Regions from separate parts of the Homo sapiens genome. Here region 1 is linked to region 2. Evidence: chromatin loops called from intact Hi-C (ENCODE). Cell type or tissue: MCF 10A. All regions are shown on one strand. Each heading gives the region's core, and the rest is flanking DNA. Links, peaks and the distances in the headings are about the cores only.

Evidence for each region. Peaks named below come from ENCODE experiments on the same cell type or tissue, not always from the same donor. Only the 100,000 strongest peaks of a DNase experiment are listed, where the experiment ranks them.
Region 1: it touches region 2 in a loop (2.3-fold over the local background); 1 of 110 quality-filtered maps calls a loop at or near these places.

Annotation. Positions count from the first base shown.
Region 1 is chr3:3,995,314-4,001,828 of GRCh38, forward strand. No RefSeq gene overlaps it. Among named protein-coding and RNA genes, the nearest start is that of LRRN1, 200 kb to the left of the region's middle. In MCF 10A, for the core only: a CTCF peak has its summit at 3,045 (motif pointing left); a DNase peak (open chromatin) is centred at 3,048.
Region 2 is chr3:3,814,452-3,820,966 of GRCh38, forward strand. The region is part of intron 1 of LRRN1 (leucine rich repeat neuronal 1); the gene reads left to right. Among named protein-coding and RNA genes, the nearest start is that of LRRN1, 18 kb to the left of the region's middle. In MCF 10A, for the core only: no CTCF peak of the experiment used is centred there; a DNase peak (open chromatin) is centred at 3,620.

The sequences.
Region 1 (6,515 bases), core at 1,723-4,222, 180 kb after region 2:
TTGCTGTGCAGAAGCTCTTTAGTTTAATTAGATCCCATTTATCAATTATGGCTTTTGTTGCCATTGCTTTTGGTGTTTTAGTCATGAAGTCTTTGCGAATGCCTATGTCCTGAATGGTATTGCCTAGGTTTTCTTCTAGAGTTTTTATGGTTTTATGTGTTACATTTAAGTCTTTAATCCATCTTGAGCTAATTTTTGTATAAGGTGTAAGGAAGGGGTCCAGTTTCAGTTTTCTGCATATGGCTAACCAGTTTTCCCAACACCATTTATTAAATAGGGATTCCTTTCCTCATTGCTTGTTTTGTCAGGTTTATCAAAGATCAGATGGTTGTAGATGTGCGGTGTTATTTCTGAGGCCTCTGTTCTGTTCCATCAGCCTATAAATCTGTTTTGGTATCAGTACCATGCTGTTTTGGTTACTGTAGTCTTGTAGTATAGTTTGAAGCCAGAAAGCGTGATGCCTTCAGCTTTGTTCCTTTTGCTTAGGATTGTTTGGCTATAGGAGCTCTGTTTTGGTTCCATGTGAAATTTAAAGTAGTTTTTTTATAATTCTGTGAGTAAAGTCAATGGTAGCTTGATAGGGATAGCACTGAATCTATAAATTACTTTGGGCAGTATGGCCATTTTCACAATATTGATTCTTCCTATCCATGAGCATGGAATGTTTTTCCATTTGTTTGTATCCTCTCTTATTTCCTTGAGCAGTGGTTTGTAGTTCTCCTTGAAGAGGTCCTTCACATCCCTTGTAAGTTGTATTCCTAGGTATTTTATTCTTTTTGTAGCAATTGTAAATGGGAGTTCACTCATGATTTGGCTTCCTTTTTGTCTATTATTTGTATATAGGAATGCTTGTGATTTTGCACATTGATTTTGCATCTTGAGACTTTGCTGAAGTTGCTTATCAGCTTAAGGAGATTTGAGGCCGAGATGATGGGGTTTTCTAAATATACAATCATGTCATCTGCAAACAGAGGCAATTTGACTTCTTCTCTTCCTATATGAATACCCTTTCCTTCTCTTGCCTGATTGCCCTGGCCAGAACTTCCAATACTATGTTGAATAGGAGTGGTGAGAGAGGGCATCCTTGTCTCATGCCGGTTTTCAAAGGGAATGCTTCCAGCTTTTGCCCATTCAGTGTGATATTGGCTTTGGGTTTTTCATAAATAGCTTTTATTACTTTGAGATACGTTCCATCAATACCTTTAACATCACACTGTCAACATTAGACAGATCAATGAGACAGAAAATGTACAAGGATATTCAGGATTTGAACTCTGTTCAGGACCAAGCAGACCTTATAGACATCTACAGAACTCTCCACCCCAAATCAACAGAATATACATTCTTCTCAGCACCATTTTGCACTTATTCTAAAATTGACCTCATAATTGGAAGTAAAACATTCCTCAGCAAATGCAAAAGAACGGAATTCATAACAAACAGTCTCTCAGACCACAATGCAACAATCAAATTAGAACTCAGGATTAAGAAACTCACTCAAAACCACACAACTACATGGAAACTGAACAACCTGCTCCTGAATGACTACTGGATAAATAACAAAATTAAAGTAGAAATAAATAAGTTATTTGAAACCAATGAGAACAAAGACACAACATACCAGAATCTCTGGGACACAGCTAAAGCAGTGTTTAGAGGGAAATTTATAGCACTAAATGCCCACAGGAGAAAGCAGGGAAGATCTAAAATCGACACCCTAACATCACAATTAAAAGAACTACAAAAGCAAGGGCAAACAAATTCAAAAGCTAGCAGAAGACAAGAAATAACTAACATCAGAGTAGAACTGAAGGAGATAGAGATACACACAAAAAAAAAAAACCTTCAAAAAATCAATGAATCCAGCAGCTGGCTTTTTGAAAAGATTAACAAAATAGATAGATGGCTAGCCAGACTAATAAAGAAGAAAAGAGAGAAGAATTGAATAGACACAATAAAAAATGATAAAGGGGATATCACCACTGATCCCACAGAAATGCAAACTACCATCAGAGAATACTATTAACACCTCTACACAAATAAACTAGAAAATCTAGAAGAAATGGATAAATTCCTGGACACATACACCCTCCCAATACTAAACCAGGAAGAAGTCAAATCCCTGAATAGAACAATAACAAGTTCTGAAATTGAGGCAATAATTAATAGCCTACCAACCAAAAAAAGCCTGACCAGACAGATTCACAGCCAGATTCTACTAGAGGTACAAAGAGGAGCTGGTACCGTTCCTTCTGAAACTATTCCGAAGAATAGAGTAAGAGGGACTCCTCCTTAACTCATTTTATGAGGTCAGCATCATCCTGATACCAAAACCTAGCAGAGACAAAACAAAAAAAGAGAATTTTAGGCCAATATCCCTGATGAACGTTGATGTGAAAATACTCAATAAAATGCTGGCAAACCGAATCCAGCAGCACATCAAAAAGCTTCTCCACCACAGTCAAGTCGGCTTCATCCCTGGGATGCAATCCGTCACATAAACAGAATCAATGACAAAAACCACATCTCAATAGATATAGAAAAGGCCTTCGATAAAATTCAACACCACTTCATGCTAAAAACTCTCAATTGTGTATTTCTGTATCTGTTTTAAAAAAGAATCTTGAGGCTCTGAGATTCTGATCAGCTCAGTCACAGAGCTAGCAAGAGAGCTGGGATTAGAGTCTACACCTTCAGAAGCCAAAAGCTGTGATATTTTCACCTACATAACACTGCCTCTAAAGTGAGACAAGTAACAACAGGAAGAAAAGAACAACAGAAAGAACAAAATTAAAAGGATCAATATGAAATGCTGAAACATGTAAATACTAACAGGGTAATGGTAATTTCTGAAAGCCTAAAGAGGAAAATTCCACACCACAATCCAAGAGATCTGATTAAGCAGGCTATTTTGTCATGTGAACATACTCTTCTATGGCAACCCACCACAGCTCACATCTTTGCACCCATTGTATAGAATGCCTGTGGGCACACACAAATGGCTCGCAAAGACGACACTTAAAAATAGCTGTGCTGCCCTCTACTGTTGAAAAAAGAGCAAGCATGAAAACGGCAATCAGATTTGCTACTTGTGTGTCTTAAGCTGATAAGTGAACAGCAGCAGAGTGCTACAAACACCATTTCATTATTATCAGTCAGTGGTTCAGTAGTAACTTTAGCATTGAAATAAATATTTTGACATTAATGAGATCAAACAGTTTATTTGGCTTAATAAAGACAATATCATAATTGTTTATTGTTGGTGCTATCCTTGTTAGTTGGATTGTCTGCTTAAGACTAGCTGAATAGACATGAATATTCAGTACTTAAAGCTTGTTTTCAGATTCTTGTAATGTCAGGGCTAAATAAAACTTAAAGGTCACATAGAGGTAAATGGATGTTTTACATATGACAACTCTGATCCATAGGCAGCAGCTGCCTGGAGAAATGTGTAAATAAGGATTTTGAGACTCTGTTCAAGCTCAGTGACAAAGAAGATTACAATTGATTAGTAATGTCTTCCAAGTAAGAGAAAGTGAGATAATGCTATACGTGCAACATCCATCTGTCCATGGGCTAAATTAGACTGCCATCCCTAGGCTCGTCTGATCACTTTACAGATAAGGAAATCAAGGCCCACTGAGACGAAATTGCTTGTTAAAGATCTCATTGCTGGCCAGGCGCGGTGGCTCACGCCTGTAATCCCAGCACTTTGGGAGGCCGAGGCGGGTGGATCATGAGGTCAGGAGATCGAGACCATCCTGGCTAACAAGGTGAAACCCCGTCTCTACTAAAAATACAAAAAATTAGCCGGGCGCGGTGGCGGGCGCCTGTAGTCCCAGCTACTGGGGAGGCTGAGGCAGGAGAATGGCGTGAACCCGGGAAGCGGAGCTTGCAGTGAGCCGAGATTGCGCCACTGCAGTCCGCAGTCCGGCCTGGGCGACAGAGCGAGACTCCATCCCAAAAAGAAAAAAAAAAAAAAAAAAAGATCTCATTGCTGCTGGAAATTAGCCTGGGTCAATCCTATTACTGGGTATATACCCAGAGGGATATAAAGCACTCTACCATATAGACACATGCACACAAATGTTCACTGTGGCACTGTTCACAATAGCAAAGACATGAAATCAATCTAAATGCCCATCAGTGACAGATTGGATAAAGAAATTGTGGTACATATACACCATGGAATACTATACAGCCATAAAAAATGAAATCTTGTCTTTTGCAGGAACATGGATGGAGCTGGAGGCTATTATCCTCAGCAAATGAATGCAGGAACAAAAAACCAAATACTGCATATTCTCACTTATAAGTGGGAGCTAAATGATAAGAACTTATGAACACAAAGAAGGAAACATCAGACACTGGGGTCTAGTTGAGTGGGAAAGGTGGGAGGAGGGAGAGGAGCAGAAAAGATAATTATTGGGTACTGGGTTTAATTCCTGGGTGATGAAATAATCTGTATAATAAACCCCCATAACATGACTTTACCTATGTAACAAACCTTCACATGTACCCCGAACCTAAGATGAAAGTTTTAAAAAAAATACCTGTAATGTGAAAACCCTTTACTAGTGGGATTAATATTGTTTGGGCAATTATCATCACTGTACAAGTGGCTGTTAATAGCATTTTCCACTTGCTCTGTGCTGGGCACTGTACTATATTCTTTACCAACTATTATCTTATTTAATTATCAAAGGCTCTTTGGCGTTGGATATTATTACCCTTGTTTTTTTGTTTTGTCTTGTTTTTTTCCTAAAAAAAAGAAAGAAATTAAGCTGGATCAAGAATTCAAGCATCCTGTATTCTGGAACATTCTTCTTGCCATTAGATATAAGTTTCTTAGCTAGGCCTCCAGGAATGGAGGACAAGACATTTCAGCCCAAACTTTATAAAGTAACAAGTGATGTTCATTCTCAATACAGCTTTAAGATAATTCTTTACTGTCACCAAGGCACATATTTTCTTCTTTACATAGACCAAAAGCCTTTGCGAAAGATAGGGCACAGGCAAAGCCTTTTCATCTTACAATTGATCTTTTTGATGATTTGTTCATAAAGAAATAGAATTTCCCATTGTGGAGTCATTTCCATGGTTACCTATTGATTTCCTATAGGAAGCATGCTGTTTACACGGCCATCAGGTCTTTATTGTGGAGGGTAAATCACCCTCTGAGTTTTCACTTTATCTGCAACCTGAGGCATGTAAAAATGAGCTCTGCAAAATTACCAGAACAAGATAAATAAATGATTCATGTGAATTGGTTTTGCATGAATAAGTGATTAATCCTCTCTTTCAACTTTGCTATGAGAGAATGCAGAATTAATGTAATTCTATGCAAACAGAATCCACTTTTCTGAATTCTGACCTAATTGTTGGTATTTGTGAGGCAAAATACATGTAAAATTTCCTGTAGTTTTTAAAAAACTAATGATACTGCTACTGAAAATCAGGAACCAAACTTCTCTTTATAAACCTTAACTGCAGATGCACACGGATGAGATTGTGATTTACCCTAAAAGTTCCTTCAAAGCATCTTGTAATTTGGCATTCCAAAGGTATATGACCTTAGTGTTCCAAAATAGGACTTAGAATTGCTCACCAAATAGCCTAGTCTTTAAACCAGAGTCCATGTGGCAGCCTTAGCAGCCTGAATTAATTAGGCTCTTGGAAGAAACACACCTAGGACTCTGGAGTTTTCACATAATGAGAAATCAGTAGACCATTCAATAAATCAGTAGAACACTCAACCCAAGAAAACATCCACAAAAATAAAATCCCTTTAATTGGGGACATAAAATAACAATTCTATTCTATGAAGATGTGTCTCAGCGTTACGCTAGAAGTTTAGGTCTCTTTCTCCAAGAGTATTTCACCTGTAGTCAGGAACTTTAAACATAAACCCAGACCAACCAAGTGATTCTATAAAAGTCACAAAATAAGAATACTAGGAAGAGGAGATAATCTTGGACTGGAAGATAAGCAGAGAAGGCTTCTTGGTTTGTGCAAAATTGTGGCTTTTGCCATTACTTTCAATGGCAAAATAAATTTTGGCAAAACTTTTTGTTAGGAGACTTGCAGAAGCAGTGAGATTTGAATAGATACAAATAGAAAATTATAGTAGCTAACCAGTTAGCGAGCATTTACCATAGGACAGACGCTCTGCCAAACCCTTTATACTCTATCTTATCTTCATAACTATCCAATGAGGTGAGTAAGTTATTATTCTCTTTTTTATAGGTTAGATCGATGAGATTAGGCCAGGCGTGGTGGCTCATGCCTGTAATCCCAGCATTTTGGGAGGCCGAGATGAGCGGATCTCCTGAGGTTGGGAATTCGAGACCAGCCTGACCAACATGGAGAAACCCCGTCTCTACTAAAAATACAAAATTAGCCTGGCATGGTGGCGCATGCCTGTAATCCCAGCTACTTGGGAGGATGAGGCAGGAGAATTGCTTGAACCCGTGAGGCAAGGATTACGATGAGCTGAGATCACACCATTGTACTCC
Region 2 (6,515 bases), core at 2,293-4,792:
AGCTCACTCAGGGTTGTTTGCCCATCCTTTGTGAGTTGACTTTAACCTCGCCCATCCCTTATGCTATTGTTTGAATGTATGCATCCCTCTAAAATTTGTATATTGGAACTTAAACCCCAAGGTGATGGTATTAAGAAGTGGGGCCTTTTGGGAAGTGATGAAGTAATCAGGGCTCTGCCCTCATGAATGGACTAATGCTCTTATAAAAGAGATTGAAGGGAGTTCCTTAGTCTCCTTTTGTCCTTCCATCTCCTCTGCCATGTGAGGATGTGAGGACACAGCCTCAGTTTTGTCTTTGCCCCCTTCTGCCATGTGAAGACACAGAAAGAAGGCACCATCTTCAAAGCAGAAAGCAGTCCTCACCAGACACCACATCTCCTGGTATATTGATTTTGGACTTCCCAGCCTCCAGAACTGTGAGAAAATAAATTTATATTCTTTATAAATTACCCAGTCTCAGGTATTTTAATATAGTGACAGGAATGGAGTAAGAATCTTAAAAATGGTCCCTTTTTAAAACTTTTCTGTATTCATTCCCTTTTTAATGTACCATCTGTTTTCTTCTAAGTCTCTGACAAGGATGAGAAATCAGAGAAAACTCCTTAGTGAAGCATAAAGGCCCTCCATATCTAGGAACCATCCTACCTTCCTGTCTTGATTTCCATAGCTACTGTGGCATAACCAAAATCCCATTCAAAATGAAAGCATTCCTATTCTGTCCCCTATTCCAAGTCTGCTGCCCTGACGCCTTTACACCAGTGTAAATGTTTAACAACTGGCTCTCCAAAAAGGTAAGCCCTCCTTTTTGTGACCAATTTTAAGCTACCAGTGTGATGTCTCTGAACTCAGATTTGGAAAGAAATGCTCACAACTGACTCAGAATACCACTGCTTTGTGTACAGCTCCCCACCTCCCCTGCCACTGCCCTCAGTGCCTTACACAGAAGAGTTGCTCAATAAACTATTCTAATTCATTTCTATCATTCCTGTGGGCATTTGGAATGGTACAGAAACCTACTTACTAGCCACATGTTGATGGTAATATTTGTGTACCCAGAATTTTTTGGTGAGTGCCAACATAGGTACTAGCTGGATTTTTGAGACTTGAAAACGCTGAAGTGAAAATAAACTAACTACTTGCTCACATTTTGTGCTAAGTTGCTGAAGCATAGCATACTACTTAATGTTGCTTAATTCTCCAATAAAATAATTCTCATTTTCTGATCTTGTTTTCAAACCATGTCTTCATTATCCTCAATTAAATGTAATTTGAAGTAATAATAAACCACCATTAAAATGTATTTCCTCACTATTATAACCATTTGAATATTCTATAGTTTATGTCCCCTTAAATCAAAAACTCTACAGAAATTTTTAAGGTACATGTTCATCCTAGACATATATGATTGCACTGCAATTTACTCTAAAATTTATTTTATTAAGAAATAACCCTTTCTTAGTCTAAGAGATAACTTTAATTTTGCTTCATATAAAAAATTTCTATATTGAAAGTTCAAAATGCAACTACAATTTCTATTAGAAAAATAGGAGGTAAGCCAATAAAGATGATCTTATCATAGCATTGGATTCTTTTGTATTTTAATGGTTATGAAGGACAATATGGATATTCAACTAAAATTATTCTTTTTACTTTTAATAATGAACATATTAGTTGAAGAGCTATTATAGAATGCACTATGATTTATAATGCATTTTAATGTTCTCAGCTGTTCCTTTGCACCATATGATTACACAAGCCTAGACTGTGTAATTAAGGACCATCCACTAATGTGCACTGGTGGATTTATGGTTTCCAGGTCATCGATGATCTGAGCACTTTGAGTATTGGACCATTAGTTTCAAATGCATACTAAGATAGGGGAACACATTGGCATCAAGGAAAATCTACAATAAGAAACTCTTTCAAATTCAGGGATGTAACTTTCACCTGATTTTAATTTACCAAAACAATTAAAAAACCTGATTAACAGAAATCCTAATTAACTAGATCCCCTCCACCCTCAGTCCACTTTTAGAAGAAAAGGGAAGATTGGAAGAAAATAATTTAACCAGGGCTTTCAATTAAGAAAAAAAAATATTCCAATATGAGTTCATTATTAGGGCCTTGAAGAAAACTATGTCTTAGTAAAAAATATATAACCACCCTTATTAAAGGCAAAAATATAGGTATTACAATTTGAAACTATAAAAGCTTTCTAGGAAACCTTCAGTCAAACAGAAAATTAAATTTGCACATTCCCTGAGCCTAATGCTCTAGTTAACCAAGGTTTCGCTCTACAAGTTAGCTTTCTTCTACGTGTCTAAAAGAAGGCTGCAATGTACTCTTGGGGTCCAATAAGACAATTAAGGCAGGTGGTATCACAGAAAGGCCCTGTGCAACGAACTTGACTTTAACTTCAGCTGGTTCACTTATAGCTGCGGGAATTGTGACATTACTTGAATTAGTCATGATTTGCCAGAGAAAGAGAATGAATAGGATGGGTGATTGATTGATTGATTGATAAGATAGATAAGATACGATAGAGAGATTTATTACAGGAATTAGCCTACGTGATTATGGAGGCCGAGAAGCCCCACCACCTGCCATCTATAAGCTGGAAAACTGATGTTCTGTCCCAGTGTTGTAAGAATGTAAGTAAAGCACCTTTCACAGTTTCTGTTTTGTATTCTGCTCCCCATCCCTGTCTTTGGCCACTTCCTTAAAGACTCACTGTGGCCCCCAAGCTTTCAGAGGAAAGGTTTCAACAAGCAGGCACACCTCTACTTCATTTTCTTGCGGCGATTAAAAATGTCTAGTTCTTTAAGTCCTTATTAGAAATAGTCATAAAAAATAGTTTAGAAAAGGAATTTGAAATCAAGTTTATTTTAAGAGTTCAGGGGCAGATGGCGTTACTTTGCTTCTTTAAAAAAAGATGGCATTCAATGTGGTTGAGTTCTATCAAGTCAAAGGACAAGTACTGTCTCATTCACCCAAACACTGCTGTCTTTAACCTTGACTAGCGGGAACTTCTATGTTAAATGTATGCACACTTCTGTACATCTGCCTTCAAATTTTAAAGGAACATTTTAATGTGGAAGGGATATGTTCTTGACATTTTCTTAGTCTAAAGTTTAAACAGCACTTCGTCTTCTAATTAGGAAGCCCTAAGCAGTCAGGCTCTTTAGAGAAATATCACTAGATCAGAGCTAAAGGCTCCCGTCTTAAGGACATTGGATGTTAGTTTTTTTTTTTTTTAAATAAAAATGTTGTTAAAATGTCAGATAATTAGTACAGATTACTACTGGTTTAAAAAATATAACAAAAGACAGCGCAGAGCTCTAGATGAGCAGAGAAAAATGCAATAAATGTTCTGAAATGAATGTGAAAATGTTAGCCATTTTCTTGATGAGGAGAATTATCCTCACCATTACAAACTAAACTTAATTCAGTCTGGGAGAAAAGCAAATCTGATGTAGTCTAATGGAATTGCTTGACTTGATCAGCATCCAAAAATCTATGGCTCAGTATTAGCCGCCTACATGTTGGCACTTTCAGTGCCCACAGTGACGAGTCTATTTTTTCACTGGTGTATGTGTAGTGTTGAATGTACAATCCGGAACCATTGTAGCAACCAGTTCCTTATGCAACACTTACTAACAGGGCATGGCGAAATCTGTCCGAAGTGAGAATACCCAGTGCTATACTGTGAAAGACTTAAACAGAAGTAATGCAACTGGGCCTTCCAGGCATATTAAGCCTGCCAAAGTAAAGATTTGGCATTTAACATTTAATCATGCAGCTAATTACAAAGCAATTATTTCATATAGACATATTACAGGGAGAGAATTAAAATAATCTGTAAAAGACTAAAATTAATTGATTTCATGGTAGTTTTTAATAACTACACTTGCTGGTGCTGAAAAGGAGCAATAAAAACAGCCCAGTTGTTGGTTGATGTTTTGTTCTGTGCTGGGCCTTCTGTCAGTTTCTCAATTCAATAATGTTAAATTGCCACTTTCATGATTCCAGCTATGCAAATAGTCTATTTCTTAAAAAGAAAAAAACAACTTTCTTGATCTTACAAGTGATTTAAACAGAAAAAAATTTTTCCCGTCGTCCTACTTTCTTTGCCTGTCATAGAATCTTGGGTTTAAAAGGGCTGTGAAAGACTAAAGGCTCGAGATTCTTCAAACTGTATCTGGTGTGTGACTTTCAAAACATGGGAGGAAAATGATTTTGGCACAGAGCTAAGGTATTTCTTGAATAATTATAAGTTTAGCCTGCTGGGTCCTAGAAGAAGTTATAAAGATCATAGAGCTTACCACAGCTTTTAAAGTTAAGGAACAGGTACCTCTGTCTCCCTATCTGTAGGATATACAGGCAACAGTAGAAAGCAAACTCTTTTCATAATCAGTTGTGTGTAGTAAGAGTACAATGGGGAGAAGTAGGGTAAGGAAAGTCAGGACTCTAAGTATTTGATAAAATAAGCATTCATATAAAAATAATTTAGATGGCAGTTAATACACATATTAATTAACTACTTTACTTTTATTTTTTTTGAGACAAGAGTCTCACTCTTTCACCCAGACTAGAAGGCAGTGGGGTGATCACAGCTCACTTGCAGCCTTGAACTCCTGGCAGTCCTCCTGCTTCAGCCTCCTAAGTAGGTAGGACTATAGGCACACACCGCCATGCCTGGCTAATTTTTGTATTTTTTGTAGGGATGGGATCTCGCTATGTTAGCAGGCTGGTCTTGAACTCCTGGGCTCAAGCAAGCCTCCTGCCTCAGCTTCCCAAAGCACTGGAATTACAGGTGTGAGCCAATGTGCTCAACCCAATATTAACTACTTTAAAATCTTACACTTCTTTAGTTTACTAGGGCTGCCGTGGCAATGTACCACAAACTAGGTGGCTTAAAACAACAGAAATTTATTATTTCACAGTTCTGTAGGCTAGAAGTCCAAGATGAAAGCATCAAGGTGTCAACAGGGCCATGCTCCCTCTGAAACCTGTAAGAGAATAAGTCCTTGCCTCTTAGCTTCTGGGGGTTTGCTGGCAAACTTTGGCATTCCTTTGTTTACAGCTGTGGAACTCCAGTCTCTGCCTTCATTGTCACATGGTGTTTTTGCTGTGTGTCCCTGTCTTCACATCATTTTCCCTCGTCTTTAAAGGACACCAGTCATATTGGATTAGGGGCCTAGCCTATAGCCTACTCCAGTAGTCTACTCCTCATCTAAACGAATTGTATCTGCAATGACCCTGTTTCCAAAAAAGGGCCACATTCTGAGGTCCTTGGGATTGGGACTTCAACATCTCTTTTTTTGAATCCACAATCCGTAACTAACAAGCATTTTGACCCAGATCATGGGATACACTGATGGTAAATGGTGTAGGCATTTTGTGCATATTAACTCATTTCATCTTTTTGACAACCACATGAGGAAAGGATGCTGACACTACTCTCAAAGGAAGACACAGAGACTAGAAAAGTATCATGTGTGGAGCTGGATTTTAATCTCAAATCTGTTGACTCCGAAGCCTATGCTCATTCTCGTATTCTAAAGAGCTGCCTTCCCAGGGATCCTGTTTTCCCATTCTCTTTTGTTGTTGTTGTTGTTGTTGGAAAATCTAGAGATAATTTCCTGAGTTCTCAAAAACCATGTCTACCTTTCTCACAATAATATTAATTTGCCCTGCTAGTTTTTAGAATTACTTTTACTTCATATGTTCTGTAATTACATTGTCCAAGAATGTGATCTAGAAATGACATATATTTTTAATAGGAAGTAACTAAAATGCCTAAAGTACAAAACACCTAAAAGGCATATTTGTGCATTCAACAGTCATTTTCGAGTACCTGCTCTAGGGCTAGCATTCTACTAGGCCCTGTCTAGCAAATTTGCCATCAAAAGCTCTTAATTTCTAAAAAGTTTCATTCAGCCTTTTCTTTAGGGAATATGGTGGGAGTCATGGCCTTTCATACAGGGCTGAACATTTTTTGTTTAAGTTATTTTCTATGTAAACCGCTCTTCATTTATTCAAATACAATAAATAAGGAGAGCAATGGTGTACTCTGATACTTGAAAAGAGGAGATCTATTCTGATGGAAACCTTTGCTTGCTTCCATCCTAAGGGTTTAGGTAAAAGAATTCTTATGTATTTCCTTCTGGATTCAAATTACATGAACTTTACGAGTCCATACACCTGTTTCAGACAGGCTTTGTTCTCGCAGGTATAGCGAGAGAAATGCAATAAATGAAGAAAGGTCTAAATATACTTTGTGATGTACTCTGGTTGTTGTTTCATTGAACACTTGCAGGCTAGTCACTGTGTTAAGTGCAGTACCTACCAGGATGAATAAAACATAACCTTGGACTTCAAGAGTTTGAGTCACCTCTGAGAACACTCTGATGAGTGACTGGAAGAATGAAACAGTGTGGCTTAGAGCAAAGCCATGGCTACCTCTGTCTTTGCAGTTACCAGGCCCCAGCTGACATGCCTGCTGGATCCTCTGA